3 separate regions of the Homo sapiens genome follow, and regions 2 and 3 are each linked to region 1. A link is a contact called in ENCODE Hi-C or POLR2A ChIA-PET data. All regions are on one chromosome and are shown on one strand. The core of a region is the stretch at or near the end of the contact, and the rest is flanking DNA. Distances in the headings are between cores, read along the strand shown. Region 1 holds the start of SLC39A10 (solute carrier family 39 member 10). Region 2 overlaps HECW2 (HECT, C2 and WW domain containing E3 ubiquitin protein ligase 2). Region 3 overlaps HECW2 (HECT, C2 and WW domain containing E3 ubiquitin protein ligase 2).

Evidence for each region. A loop is a pair of places that touch in the nucleus more often than their neighbours do. ChIA-PET counts read pairs that join two places held with the same protein, here RNA polymerase II (POLR2A). Pooled maps may share reads with other maps.
Region 2: a pooled map shows a loop between it and region 1 (2.6-fold over the local background). The contact joins the enhancer-like site here to the promoter of SLC39A10 in region 1. A Hi-C loop is called at or near these places in 1 of 168 maps with a recorded cell type or tissue (CD8-positive, alpha-beta T cell), 2 of 37 single-sample maps with no recorded cell type and 3 of 50 pooled maps.
Region 3: a pooled map shows a loop between it and region 1 (3-fold over the local background). The contact joins the enhancer-like site here to the promoter of SLC39A10 in region 1. A Hi-C loop is called at or near these places in 1 of 168 maps with a recorded cell type or tissue (naive thymus-derived CD4-positive, alpha-beta T cell) and 9 of 50 pooled maps. POLR2A ChIA-PET finds 5 or more read pairs at or near these places in 3 of 52 experiments (CD4-positive, alpha-beta T cell, HEK293 and activated CD4-positive, alpha-beta T cell).

The regions. Positions count from the first base shown.
Region 1 is chr2:195,655,018-195,659,684 of GRCh38, reverse strand. It overlaps SLC39A10 (solute carrier family 39 member 10), which reads right to left and starts at 2,459. Exons shown (of 10, transcript NM_020342.3): 1 at 2,404-2,459. RefSeq lists silencers at 1,691-1,790, 1,991-2,110, 2,141-2,190.
Region 2 is chr2:196,290,217-196,294,883 of GRCh38, reverse strand. HECW2 (HECT, C2 and WW domain containing E3 ubiquitin protein ligase 2) reads left to right here. Exons shown (of 29, transcript NM_001348768.2): 14 at 2,134-2,319. Among named protein-coding and RNA genes, the nearest start is that of HECW2-AS1, 33 kb to the right of the region's middle. Within about 2 kb of position 2,488, at least 10 of the 41 ENCODE cell types and tissues checked have a DNase peak (open chromatin) inside an H3K27ac peak, as active enhancers do; they include CD8-positive, alpha-beta T cell, where a contact is called at or near this core.
Region 3 is chr2:196,198,827-196,203,493 of GRCh38, reverse strand. It overlaps HECW2 (HECT, C2 and WW domain containing E3 ubiquitin protein ligase 2), which reads left to right. Exons shown (of 29, transcript NM_001348768.2): 29 at 2,106-4,667. The coding sequence ends at 2,217. Among named protein-coding and RNA genes, the nearest start is that of STK17B, 30 kb to the right of the region's middle. Within about 2 kb of position 2,431, at least 4 of the 41 ENCODE cell types and tissues checked have a DNase peak (open chromatin) inside an H3K27ac peak, as active enhancers do; they include CD4-positive, alpha-beta T cell, where a contact is called at or near this core.

The DNA of each region.
Region 1 (4,667 bases), core at 1,210-3,709:
AGATAAGCAACTTCCTCAAGGTAAGCAAACTAATTAATAGATCAAGGTTTTGAACTTTTAAAATTTCACTCCAAAGCCCTAAATTTTTTCCAGTATTGGTCAACACTGAGGGTAGAAGGGTTGGGTGAACAGAATATTAACAAGGTAAATTTCTCTAATCAGAAGGAAATGATCATCCCAGATGCTGAATTTTCCTTGCTATAATACTACATCCTATCTTCTCCAAAAATCACTTTTGAAAAAGGCACACCCCCTAGATTAGTACTTGCATACGACACTTGAGGCCTACTCAAAGTACTTCAAATCAGGTGCTCAAAAAAAGGGAAGGACCGTGTTAGCTTTTAAGCAGTTAGAATTTAAATTGGTAACAGTAAGAACTAGTATAGGTTATCATGCAATCTATTATTGATGTCATTTCCTATGAGGTCTTCCCCAACCACTTTTTTTAAAGTAGCACCAAAGTCATTCTTGCACAGGGGTTCTTATCCAGGCGTCTATGTACGGAACGCAGAATGTTTGTAAATATGGACAGGTAAAAAAAGAAAAAGATTTATCTTAACCTCTGACATTTACTTATCTCTTCAGTTACGAATGCAGGCAAAAATTACAGCGATGTGAAATACCTGATAGCAATTTTAGATTAAATTTAAGCCAAATTCTTTAAAGATCATTTACAGTCCTCACTAATGCTTTACTAAAATATAGATGTCATATTTAATATCTTCATTATTTCATAACTGGTTTCTGTTGCAATTCTATGTATTTCATACATTTAAAACCATCATTCTGTGGTTCATCACATAAAAAAGTTAAAAATCCATACCAGCACATCATTGTTTTATTTTCTTCACAGCACTTATCACTGATATTATATGTTTCCAGTAAGGAGCCACTGGAGTAACCAGTGTCTGCAGAATGTGCGTTGTCTGGCATGGATCCAAGATCTAGAAAAAGTAACTGACTCATATTAAGGTACTCAAATATTTGTACAATAGAGTCCTAATACAAAACAATACACAGGAGTCTTGACTTGAGGCTTTCAATTGCATACTAAGTTAGAAGGAACTAAGTTCTACATCTCCAGCTTTTCCATTACTTGCTTTTTCTTAATTATGTACAATTTAGATACACATCCAAAAAGAAAACAAATACAAACCTATTCTAGTTTTGCTCCAAGAATGACTCAGTTCCAATGTAAAATTAGAGGACTTAACAGCAAAAGGCATAAATAAAAGTTTCTTTTAAAAAACAGTATAACCTACCATACTTTTTGTTTTTTTCTAACATGTGTTTTGTGTCACTGTTACTTAGAATAGGTACTCGAGTGAACGACCCTTCCAACGGAGGGCTTCAGGTTCTGCAGTGATATTTCTTCCTCGTGCCAGATCCTTAGTACAGCCCATGTGGACAGGCTCCCACGTGAACATTTCTTTACAGAAGCCACAGGAAGACCTTGAACGTCATGTTGCTCGCGCCCTGGCAAGGCCCCCGCCCTTCTTAGCTGGGGCGTTCGAGGGACCCCAGGAGAGGCAAGGAGTTCAGCAGATTCCCAGACCCGGAGAGGCGGTGCGCGAAGGTTCCTCTACGCGATCCCCCTGCCGCGCCCCACATCGCTCTCCACCTAAGGGCTTTCCGGAACAAAGCCGTGCGGCCGCGCCACCTCCGGCCCACCCGGCCTGTCCCACCGACCCGGCCCCACCCTCACCCTCAGCTCCAGGGACCCCCAGCAGGCCGAGATCTTCACACCCCCGCGCTCCGCCTCGGCTTTTCGGTTGGTCCGGGAGAAAACTAGTAGGAGCAGAGGCGCCGCCGTCCGTTAGCCTCGGTCCGGAACAGCGGTGCCGAGGCTCCATCCCGGGGTCCCCTCGCCCCATTACAGACCAGAGAGAAGGACTGGAGAAGAAAAAACCGGGGCGCTGGTCGCCAAGCCCCCGAAGACCTGCCTACAGATCCCCAAAGCCTCGCCCGCCCGCGCCTGCGACGCCATCCGCGGCCGGCGCGCAGCCCCCTAACCGCCGCCACCCGCCCAGCGGTCACTCCCCCACCCCGGGCGCGGCCCGCGAGGCTCCGCCAACCTCCACAGGAAGGTGAGGGGGGCGCGAGGCTCCGCACGCGAAGTGGATGCCGCCGGCTCCCGATCCCGCGGCCCGCAGCAGCCCAGACCGCACACGAGGAGCCGCGGCGCCCAACACTCTGCCCACCACGCGCTCTGCTTCGGCTGGCCGCCGCCGACTGCAGCAGCTGCGGGAACCCCAGCGCCCGCATCCCCGAGGGAACCAGCCCCGACTCCCCGGTTCTGTTCTCCCTTTCTACCCCCACGCCGTCCCGGGACTCGCAGTCTCCGCCGCGCACGGGGCCGGTTCTGGGGGAGGGAATGTAAACAAATCGGGGTTTTATAGTTACCTCACACTCGAGTGCCGTGTGCATCTCCTCTCCGCTCGGTACCAAACCCCGGCTGCACCAAATCGTGTATTCACCAAAGCAGACTGCGCTAACTGCGTCGCAGAAACCGGCGCGTCTGACACCCTGCTACGCTTGCGGCGTACAAGGTCCACTCAGCTCCCTGCGCAGCCGCACCCCGTCCGCCTATGGGTGCTACGCTATGGGCGTACACGCGCCACCTAGCTATTCACTTCGGATAACGCCAGTTGCGTAAAGGAGTCGCACTACTCACGGATTCCACATGGATCGTCCGAGGAATAGGAAATTCAAGTCTACGCAAACTGCGGAGTTCCGTGGCTCCGCGCTAGTTTTGTTCCAAGAAAGAACGCCGCGGGGGAGTTGGGGCGGCTTCTTAACGCATGCGTGGAGCGCCCTTTATCATTCGCCTTTTCTCCTGGCTTTCGAACGTCGGTTGCTGAGGCCTTGGGCAAGGCGAATGAGTAATGGAAGCTCTAAACCCAAACGCTTTAGCCAAAAAGCTTCAGAGTGATCAACTGGAATGTTCATCTGTATACGAGTTAAACATCTACGTTAAGTTAACCCCGCCCCCTTTGTTAAAGTAACCTTTTCAGTCTCTTAGGGCAACAGCGAACTTTATTTAGTGCTAAGTGCGAGGTGTTTTGCCTAGCTCCCCTTCCCACCCATTTAATTCTAAAGCACACTTACTGCGGGTCTTCCAAACCTAAAAGAAAAAGTTGAGTCCTGAGAACATGTCACACATGTAGAGAAATTCTCGAGGCTTTTGGCAACTTTCCAAGGTCTTCACTCCTCTACTCCTCAACTGATCGACTATTTCTTAACACTCTATGACAAAAAAATCCCGATCCAGCCAAGCAGTTCCATGGACTTGTGCCTACACCGTGCTCATTCTTGCCCTTTGCTCACGCCATACATCCCATCTAAATTGTCTCCTCCCCTCTTAAGCAACCACCAACCCACATTTTCTTAAAAGGTGACTCTGGACGTCTTATTTTTGCTTCATTACTCTGCTTCCTGGCTCTTACTTAATCCACATGTTGAGGCGTATCTGCATTCCGCCTGGGGTGCCTGTGTTTCTATATCCAACCAGAATCTACTTAACACAGCGAGTTCTGGGGGTGCCTTACTGGTGTCTAGTAGAGAAAATAAAACCATGAACAGCAGTAATCGCAGGCTTGACTGTGTGTCAAGTACTCCACATATATATTAATTTAATCACCATAACACGGTGAGGTAGGAAACTGAGGCACACAAGACTTTAACTTGCCTGGTATCACAGAGCAGGTAGAGAAAAGAGTTGGGATTTCCAAACCCATTCAGTATGGACGGCTAGGTAGTCCCGCTAACCTGCATATTATACCTTCATGAAAGAAGGTTATTTTTTGTTTTGTATCTCTACAAAAAACATCCAAAACAACGAAAATGGTGCTTGATAAATGCCTACTGATTGCCATACGTAGTTCAGAACACTGAACTACTCATATGCCCTTTTCCTTGTTTGGAAAGCCAGAGCATGGACCTCACTCCTGCTTACAAAGGGAGAAGTCCTGAGGTGTGGAGAAAAGAGATTAAGCCTGAGTCCTAGTTTCAAGTCTCACCATTGCCACTAAATGTGAGACAATAGCTGTGGTCCTCAGATTCATTGATAAATTAAGGGGATCGTTTTAAATATATTCTAAGGTTCATCCTAGAACTAAAGTCCTTAGAGTTCATAAAATCATGATAGTACATCCTTTGTGTGCAAAGCATAAGAAGCTTCCAAATTAGCTTGATATTTTATGGCTCATACTTATTTTATTGAACACATTATTATCAACACCCTTAAAACATACATAACCTTTCTTTCAAATATCAATAAGATATAGCGCTTGCAGTCCTTACATTTTAGGGCACCTACACTGCTTTTTTAGTTATGGATATACAAGGCTAATGTTCAGCTGGTACACACAAGTACGGCTGAACCAACTAATCAAATACTGAAATACTTCAATGCAAGTTGGTTAACAGCTGCAACTCTGAGTGGTATCCCCCCATGCTTCTCACCCCTGTGCCAGTCCTTCCTCTCAAGATTCCCCAGACCTCCACATTTTAGGAACTAGTGGGTTAATACCTGGCTAAGATAGAGCCCTTTGGACCCAGCTCTTATTAGTCACTCCCATTCTACTTGGTTGGTGCCTATTCTTTACTAATTGTTACATATTTTAAATGTCATCCCTATAGAAAACTATGTGGTAAGCAACTTGAAA
Region 2 (4,667 bases), core at 1,239-3,738, 640 kb before region 1:
GATTACTTCTCATTCCAAGTCAGGTTATCAGGGTCCCTGTGGTCACTCAGGGACCCAGAGAGCCAGGCTGGGGAGCATCCCTGTTCAAACATTGCCACTTGCTGTGTCAAAGGGAAGAAAGCTCTAGAGGGACTCACATCAGCAATAAATGCTTTGACCTGGACATGACACATCTTGAGGGATCCTAGAAAGACTGGAGCAATGTTGACTGTCTTCACACTCATTCTTCTTTGATCCCTAATAACGAACACAGTACTGGGTACAGCAAAGACAATAAATGTTTATTAAAATGAAATCATTTCCAGAGACTCTAGAGTCCTTGGGGTTTGCCTTGGGCTGTCTTAGACTAAAATAGATAACAACCCATAAAGTTTAGACTAAAATAGATAACAGAACCCATACGATTTAGACTAAAATAGATAACAGAACCCATAAAGCTGGAAGAGGTCCAGACTCAGTCTAGTGTCCCTGAGACACTAAAGATAAAACGAATCCAAAGCCCTTTGAATCAGTCTGAGAAGAATAGAGTTCCAGGATGATCATTCACGGCCTGGTCAGTTTCATGAATATCATATTCCCTCTGATGATTCAAGGAAACAGCTGCCATACAGTTATTCCTCTTCTGCTGTTTTGTGCATGGTATTATGCAATAAATATTTATTGACTGACTCATATGTGGACAATCATGACATAGTCAGTTTGTGGAATCTTCTTTAAATATCATAGAAATGAAGACTGTAAGGTTTTGGACAAAACAATCACTTTTCTGTGTGGTGGTATAGTGGAGTTTTTTTAAACTTGCATTTCATTCATATACATCCAACCAAATATACACAGGGAAAAAGAGAAAAAAAGAAAAAAGAATGAGATGTACAGCCCAGGCACCTCAGCCTGCTATTCCATTCACCAAGCTTATATGCCTCTATGAAGGGTGAGATTCTAAAACCTCAGTCTATTGTGATCTCAGTTGAGTGTGATGGTCAGTGAGAGCAACTCATTCCATTGCATGTCCTTCTAGTATAGAAATGTATGGCAAGCATTTTTCCATGCAACTTGGCCCTTAAGTGTATACTAGTTGTGTCATCTGGCACTCACTCAGAGAGCCAATAACCTAGTCCAATACTGGGGGAGAAACTGGCTATGTCAGGGCTCTCTGTAAGGTGGCATATTCATCGCCAGTGTGGTATAATTTTGACTGTGTGTTTCTTTCCTAAAACCAGCTTCAGGATTTAATGGCCCATGTGCAGTGAGACTCCACAACATGTTTGTTCTTTAGTAAATTAGTTCAACCATTGTGGAAAACAGTGTGGAGATTCCTCAAAGATCTAGAACCAGAAATACCATTTGACCCAGCAATCCCATTACTAGGTATTTACCCAAAGGAATATAAATCATTCTATTACAAAGATACCTGCACATATATGTTCATTGCAGCATCATTCACAATAGCAAAGACATGGAATCAACCCAAATATCCATCAATGATAGACTGGATAAAGAAAATGTAGCATATATATACCATGGAATGCTATGCAGCCACGAAAAGGAATGAGATAATGTCCTTTGCAGGAACGTGGATGGAACTGGAAGCCATTATCCTCAGCAAACTAACACAGGAACAGAAAACCAAACACCACATGTTCTCACTTATAAGTGGGAGCTGAAAAATGACAACACATGGACACAGAGAGGGGAACAACACACACTGGGGCCTGTTTCAGAGTAGGACTGGGGGAGGGAGAGAATTAGGGAAAAATAGCTAATGCGTGCTGGGCTTAATACCTGGGTGATGGGTTGATAGGTACAGCAAACCACCATGGCACACGTTTACCTATTTAACAAACGTGCTCTTCTTGCACATGTACCCCAGAACTTCAAATACAAATAAAAGTTAAAAAAAGAGAACTAGACACCAGCTGTGGATACTGCCTTACCTTCTGTAGTCTTTATGTTTCATTTTGTTCAAGATATTTTGCTCTGTCTGCTGTTTCCATACATGGGTCTAGAGTTCTGTCAAAGCTTATATATGCATTTCATTACTTATTGGAAGATTAGCCATACCCATGTGTAGTATTTCTGGTGCTTCTGCATGTCACAAGTGGGTTAACATTGGTTCTCCATTCTTTTCTTTAGAGTGCCTACCGCATGTTTACAAACAACACGTGTTTGAAGCACATGATCACCAAAGTCCGGAGGGACACCCACCACTTTGAACGCTACCAGCATAACCGCGACCTTGTGGGATTCCTCAACATGTTCGCGAACAAACAGCTAGAGCTGCCGCGGGGATGGGAAATGAAACATGATCACCAGGGCAAGGTAACACGAGGGAGATGCCTCAGGGAGTGCCAAATGCCTGTGGGCTGCTTGTGGCTTCGACACTTGGCCCTACCCTTCAAGTGAGGGCCAAGGCTCTTTGTGAGGTGAAACATTCCACCTTCTGTTCAAGTGAAACCTGGACAGCAGGTTGTTTGTGACCACAAACAGTGACTGTGCCATTCTGAAGTCGTGGAGGGAGCGGAGGGAGGGCTGTGACGCTGGCAAAGCATTCACTTCTCCCTGGAAACTCTCCTACCTGTCATCTCTCTCTATGCTCTGCTGATTAGAGAAAAGGGTTCTCAGGCAGTGCTTCCTTATCCCTAGTGATACAGCTTGTGTTGTAGGTATTTGAATAAAAAGTTGTGGTATTATTTGGAGAAGGTGGCTAGGAGGTCACTAAGCAAGCAACTACATGAGGTGTGTCTTTGTGACACTGTCTGGGCTTGGGCTTCAGTCTTACTGGTTCAGAACTGTGATTTTGTTAGCACATTAACCAAAACTCACTGATTGATTAATTTATGACAAGAAATATGTAACTGTGCAACACAGGCCAGAATAGCTACATCCGTACTTCCTCTGTAGGTGGATGAACCAGAAAGCCTGGTTACAATCAGGAAGTCATTCTATGAGTAAGAAATCAGAATGAGAAAATTAGTGCTTGTTATAAGGTGACCCTCAGCTAAGATTTAATTTTTATTTAACTCTTATGTAGTACCTACTATGAGCCATGAACTGTTTAAGCTCTTAAGGTCCTCACCACAACTTTGATAAAGCAGTACTATTATTATTGCCATGTACAGATAAGCAGCTCCATGTGCAGAATGGTTCAGTGACTTGCCTGACATCACAGAGACAGGCAGTGGCTGAGCCACGCTGTAGGCCAGCCAGGCTGGTTCCAGGAACCATGCTCTTAACCATGACATTATGCTCTGCAAGTATTGAGTAACCAACCTCAGTTTCTCTGTCTATAAAAAGTCTGGGAATATGTGACTTGAAGGGTAGGGAAAATTAAAATGACATATTTAAAGTATTTAACAACCCTTGGAGTGTTTGTTCAACAAATATTTGTTGAGCGCCTAAGCAAAACAGGTAAGCCAACTACTTTGTAGAACTGTCATTCTCATGAATGCAGCATTCATGTCTCAGAGACAGGCAATAGACAAATAAATAAACATACTATTCTTTGTAGGCCAAGAGCTGATTAATGCTATGATGAAAAATAACGCAACAAATGAGGTCTAGTGAAAGACAGGAATGGAGAATGTTATTTCATAGAGGGTGGTTGGGGAGGATGTCACAGATAAGGCCATAGGTGAGCAGATACCTGAAAGAAGTAAGGAGTAAAGTATATCAACATTCAAGGCAAATGGAACACGTAAAGTACTCAGTAAATGCCATTTACCCCCCAAAGTTCCCTCTAGCAGAGGGAACTTTACCACAATAGCCTCTTACTTATCCTGAACTCAGCTTCCAGCAATATTACCTGAGAATCTATGAGTAGTCAAAATGGTTGTTACAAAATGCATGTATTTTAATGCATGGGAGAAGCCCTTAAACTCTCATTGAAACTACTGACTTGATTTCTGCAAGTGTTTTTAATAAACCTCTAATTCCCAGCCAAGAGAAGATTAGAAGTGGCAAGCATGAAGTTTAGGAGAGATGAAAGAGAATTGGGCTTGTGATTATGTCCCTGGACCACAGGTAAAATGACACTGAATTAGAGTCAGATGGGCGTGACAGAGAAGCCTTTCCAGAACACTGAGCTGGAAGCAGGGACACCAGGGGAAGATATGGCTTTGCTGGTACTATATTTGGTTCAACAGCCTGAGAGCCCAGTGCCTGTAAATATTCCATTGGATGGAAGGGCACAGATGGTCCAAGTAAGGACTTTGAAAAATACTGGTAGTATTATACCTGGGTATAAAAGAGTAGTAGCCCACCAAGAGTTCATCTGTTTTCAGCTCTGACAAGATTTTACCTGGAATCATGAATGAGGAGCTGTGTTCATTAGAGAATCAGAGGTCCAGGGAAAACCCAAGTTAAGATAATGGATAATGCTGCATCTGTTTCTGCTCTGTGTTGAGATTTAACTTGTTAAGGCAGGGGTTGGTCCCTTCTTGCCAGTCATAACTTGCCAGACACACTTTAGGAGAGAGGTTCTTTTACTAACCCCTGAACCTTGAAAAAAGTTTCAATTACATATAGGATACTATTGAAGAAGAGTTGTAATGTATTCTTAAGAACAAGTTCTGTCTCATAGCTTTTATAAAAGTTTTGGTGGTTAAACAGGAGTAAACATTATCTCAACCATGTTCATAACATGACTATACAAAACATCCTATTTTCTG
Region 3 (4,667 bases), core at 1,182-3,681, 540 kb before region 1:
GAATTATATTCAAAACGTATTCTACTTTTCTGCTTCTTCCTCCCCTACCCCTGGAACAGAGATAAATCTTTATTTAATATTTTTATTCCAGTGTTTCACAGATGATAGATTATAAACCACTGCTAGGACTCTAGTGTAGTATACAAGTTGAATTTTTAAATAAGTAAAACCTTTTCTTGAGGCTCAATTTGCGTTCCAGTCTAAGGATATCAAATGCAATTCTGAAATGCTTATTGTATCAAAAAAGGGTTTGCCTGCAAAGATTCATTAGATGATTTCCACCAATATATCCCAGAGTTTACAGTACTAGGAGTGGGTGAGTCGGTACTATCTCTATACCCTAAAACTCATACAGTTGGAGTATCCCTAGTCAAAAAATTTTAAATCTAAAATGCTCCAAAATCCAAAACTTTTTGAGTGCCAACATGATGCCACAAGTAGAAAATTTCACAACTGACCTCATATGACAGGGTGCAGTCAAAAACGCGGTCAAAACTTTGTTTCATGAACCAAATTATGTAAATATGGTATAAAATTACCTTCAGTCTGTGTATACAAGGTGCATGTGAAACGTAAATGAATTTCATGTTTAGACTTGGGTCCCATTCCCCAAGATATCTCATTATATATATGCAAATATTCCAAATTCCAAAGAAATCTGAAATCCAAAGCACTTCTGGTGCCAAGCATTTTGGATAAGGAATACTCTATCTGTATTCTTACAATATAACAGATCCTGTTCACATTCCTGTTTTTAATAAGCCATGTGGCCACACACCTGCTTTATTATCCCTTTATTATCTCATCATTCTCATGGGTCATTACTATTTGTGGCAATTCACTGAAGGCAATTAGAGTCAAATCTTGTTGATAGTAATGAAATGTAGCTAACAATACCTCTATTATTAATTGGTCAAACACTATGAGCCAGTCATTCTATTAAGCATGTTTCTGTTATTTCACTTAATCCTCACATCCTTCTCAGACAAGTTATATAACCACCCTTTTAAAGGTGAGAAATACGGGCTCAGAGTTTTAATAACTCACTCCAAATCACACACTTGTTGATAGAGCTAGAATCCAAACCCAAATATGTCCAACTGCAAATCTCTGGTCTTCCCACTACATTACACTGCATCCAGGAATATTAATTATATTTATTTCATAAGGAAAAGGGATTTATCAGAGTAAAAGTATAGACATGTGACTTTGTAGAAATAGCTTGTTAATAATCATAGTTCCTAAAATTTCTTATTCAGGAGTATTTTTTTTAAGTCAAAGTTATGTAGGTCCCCCAAACAAGCTGTTGTACATTCAGAATAGAATGTTTCCTATTTCATGTCAAAAGTGCAGATTTGCTTCCTGATAAGATGTACTATTTGGAGACTGTCTATTTTTTATTGTGATTCAGATGCAAATAACAGGAAAACATATTTTTTTCCTATCTTGGCAAAAGAAGTATTTCTAAAAAAGAATACTTAATGTAATGATTTAAATTGCTTATTTTGTTATTGTGAATTGGGAGAAAGCAAATTTTAGCACAGGATTCAAAGAAGTAACAATGGCCTACTGACTTAGAAAAGTCCAGCCAGGGAATTTCCCAAGACTCTAAGCCATGAGGCAGGCCCTCAGAGACACTGGCTCCTCTTCCCTGTCCAAGAAAATGAAAAAATGCATAACTACAGAGTATCGAAGAGACACCCAGGCATATGCCAACTCAAAATGAACTACTTTGCAAGGCCTTATGTCCGTGTATTAAAAAAAAAATCTAGCATCAAAAGAGAAACAAAAACCAAACTTGTCTTTGTAATCCTTAGACCACTCAATAAATGGTCATTTATATGTAATATAGCTTTTAAATGGTGGTGAAATGTAAATAAAATATTTTTTTAAATATCCTCTTTTCCTTAGAGAAATTCAGTTCTGAATTTTTAAGGTCAAAATGTTTTCAAAGATTTTTCAAAAGGAGTGTGAAAATTGGCAACAAATAAATTTGAATGTGAAAGACAGTCATACACACACAGACACACACACACACACACACCACACACATTTTCATTTCACTCGGCCTGTTCTAAACTATGTGCTGTTTCTTGTGTTTTCAGAGCGCATACATGTTTTAACCGTCTGGATCTGCCTCCCTACCCATCCTTTTCCATGCTTTATGAAAAACTGTTGACAGCAGTTGAAGAAACCAGTACTTTTGGACTTGAGTGACCTGGAAGCTGAATGCCCATCTCTGTGGACAGGCAGGTTCAGAAGCTGCCTTCTAGAAGAATGATTGAACATTGGAAGTTTCAAGAGGATGCTTCCTTTAGGATAAAGCTATGTGCTGTTGTTTTCCAGGAACAAGTGCTCTGTCACATTTGGGGACTGGAGATGAGTCCTCTTGGAAGGATTTGGGTGAGCTTGATGCCCAGGGAACAACCCAACCGTCTTTCAATCAACAGTTCTTGACTGCCAAACTTTTTCCATTTGTTATGTTCCAAGACAAAGATGAACCCATACATGATCAGCTCCACGGTAATTTTTAGGGACTCAGGAGAATCTTGAAACTTACCCTTGAACGTGGTTCAAGCCAAACTGGCAGCATTTGGCCCAATCTCCAAATTAGAGCAAGTTAAATAATATAATAAAAGTAAATATATTTCCTGAAAGTACATTCATTTAAGCCCTAAGTTATAACAGAATATTCATTTCTTGCTTATGAGTGCCTGCATGGTGTGCACCATAGGTTTCCGCTTTCATGGGACATGAGTGAAAATGAAACCAAGTCAATATGAGGTACCTTTACAGATTTGCAATAAGATGGTCTGTGACAATGTATATGCAAGTGGTATGTGTGTAATTATGGCTAAAGACAAACCATTATTCAGTGAATTACTAATGACAGATTTTATGCTTTATAATGCATGAAAACAATTTTAAAATAACTAGCAATTAATCACAGCATATCAGGAAAAAGTACACAGTGAGTTCTGTTTATTTTTTGTAGGTTCATTATGTTTATGTTCTTTAAGATGTATATAAGAACCTACCTATCATGCTGTATGTATCACTCATTCCATTTTCATGTTCCATGCATACTCGGGCATCATGCTAATATGTATCCTTTTAAGCACTCTCAAGGAAACAAAAGGGCCTTTTATTTTTATAAAGGTAAAAAAAATTCCCCAAATATTTTGCACTGAATGTACCAAAGGTGAAGGGACATTACAATATGACTAACAGCAACTCCATCACTTGAGAAGTATAATAGAAAATAGCTTCTAAATCAAACTTCCTTCACAGTGCCGTGTCTACCACTACAAGGACTGTGCATCTAAGTAATAATTTTTTAAGATTCACTATATGTGATAGTATGATATGCATTTATTTAAAATGCATTAGACTCTCTTCCATCCATCAAATACTTTACAGGATGGCATTTAATACAGATATTTCGTATTTCCCCCACTGCTTTTTATTTGTACAGCATCATTAAACACTAAGCTCAGTTAAGGAGCCATCAGCAACACTGAAGAGATCAGTAGTAAGAATTCCATTTTCCCTCATCAGTGAAGACACCACAAATTGAAACTCAGAACTATATTTCTAAGCCTGCATTTTCACTGATGCATAATTTTCTTATTAATATTAAGAGACAGTTTTTCTATGGCATCTCCAAAACTGCATGACATCACTAGTCTTACTTCTGCTTAATTTTATGAGAAGGTATTCTTCATTTTAATTGCTTTTGGGATTACTCCACATCTTTGTTTATTTCTTGACTAATCAGATTTTCAATAGAGTGAAGTTAAATTGGGGGTCATAAAAGCATTGGATTGACATATGGTTTGCCAGCCTATGGGTTTACAGGCATTGCCCAAACATTTCTTTGAGATCTATATTTATAAGCAGCCATGGAATTCCTATTATGGGATGTTGGCAATCTTACATTTTATAGAGGTCATATGCATAGTTTTCATAGGTGTTTTGTAAGAACTGATTGCTCTCCTGTGAGTTAAGCTATGTTTACTACTGGGACCCTCAAGAGGAATACCACTTATGTTACACTCCTGCACTAAAGGCACGTACTGCAGTGTGAAGAAATGTTCTGAAAAAGGGTTATAGAAATCTGGAAATAAGAAAGGAAGAGCTCTCTGTATTCTATAATTGGAAGAGAAAAAAAGAAAAACTTTTAACTGGAAATGTTAGTTTGTACTTATTGATCATGAATACAAGTATATATTTAATTTTGCAAACTTTTCACTTGTTTGTATTCTTTTCATTATAAGGAAAAGTAGTATAACACACTTTTTTTTAAGTCACATATTTGATGGTATACAAGATGTTTCAGGGCTGGCATTCTCCAAGCAGCAGATAAAGGTTGCATTTCTTTCAAAAATACATTCAAAGACCATGTTATCCTTCATTTTGGTTTGAGACATTTAGTTATGGTATTTCATATTATTAGGTAAAAGATATTTGAAATAAAATGTATCTCTTTAATTATTTCTAACAAATATATTTCTTTATTAAGGCATCCAACTTTTTCCCAAATAACAGTACACTTTAATGTATGTAGACATTCTTAATTAGTATAATCATCTAGTTGATACTGTTCTCAGATTGGGAATTATCAAAGATGTACTTATCATATCAGAACACCATGCTAACTTATCTAT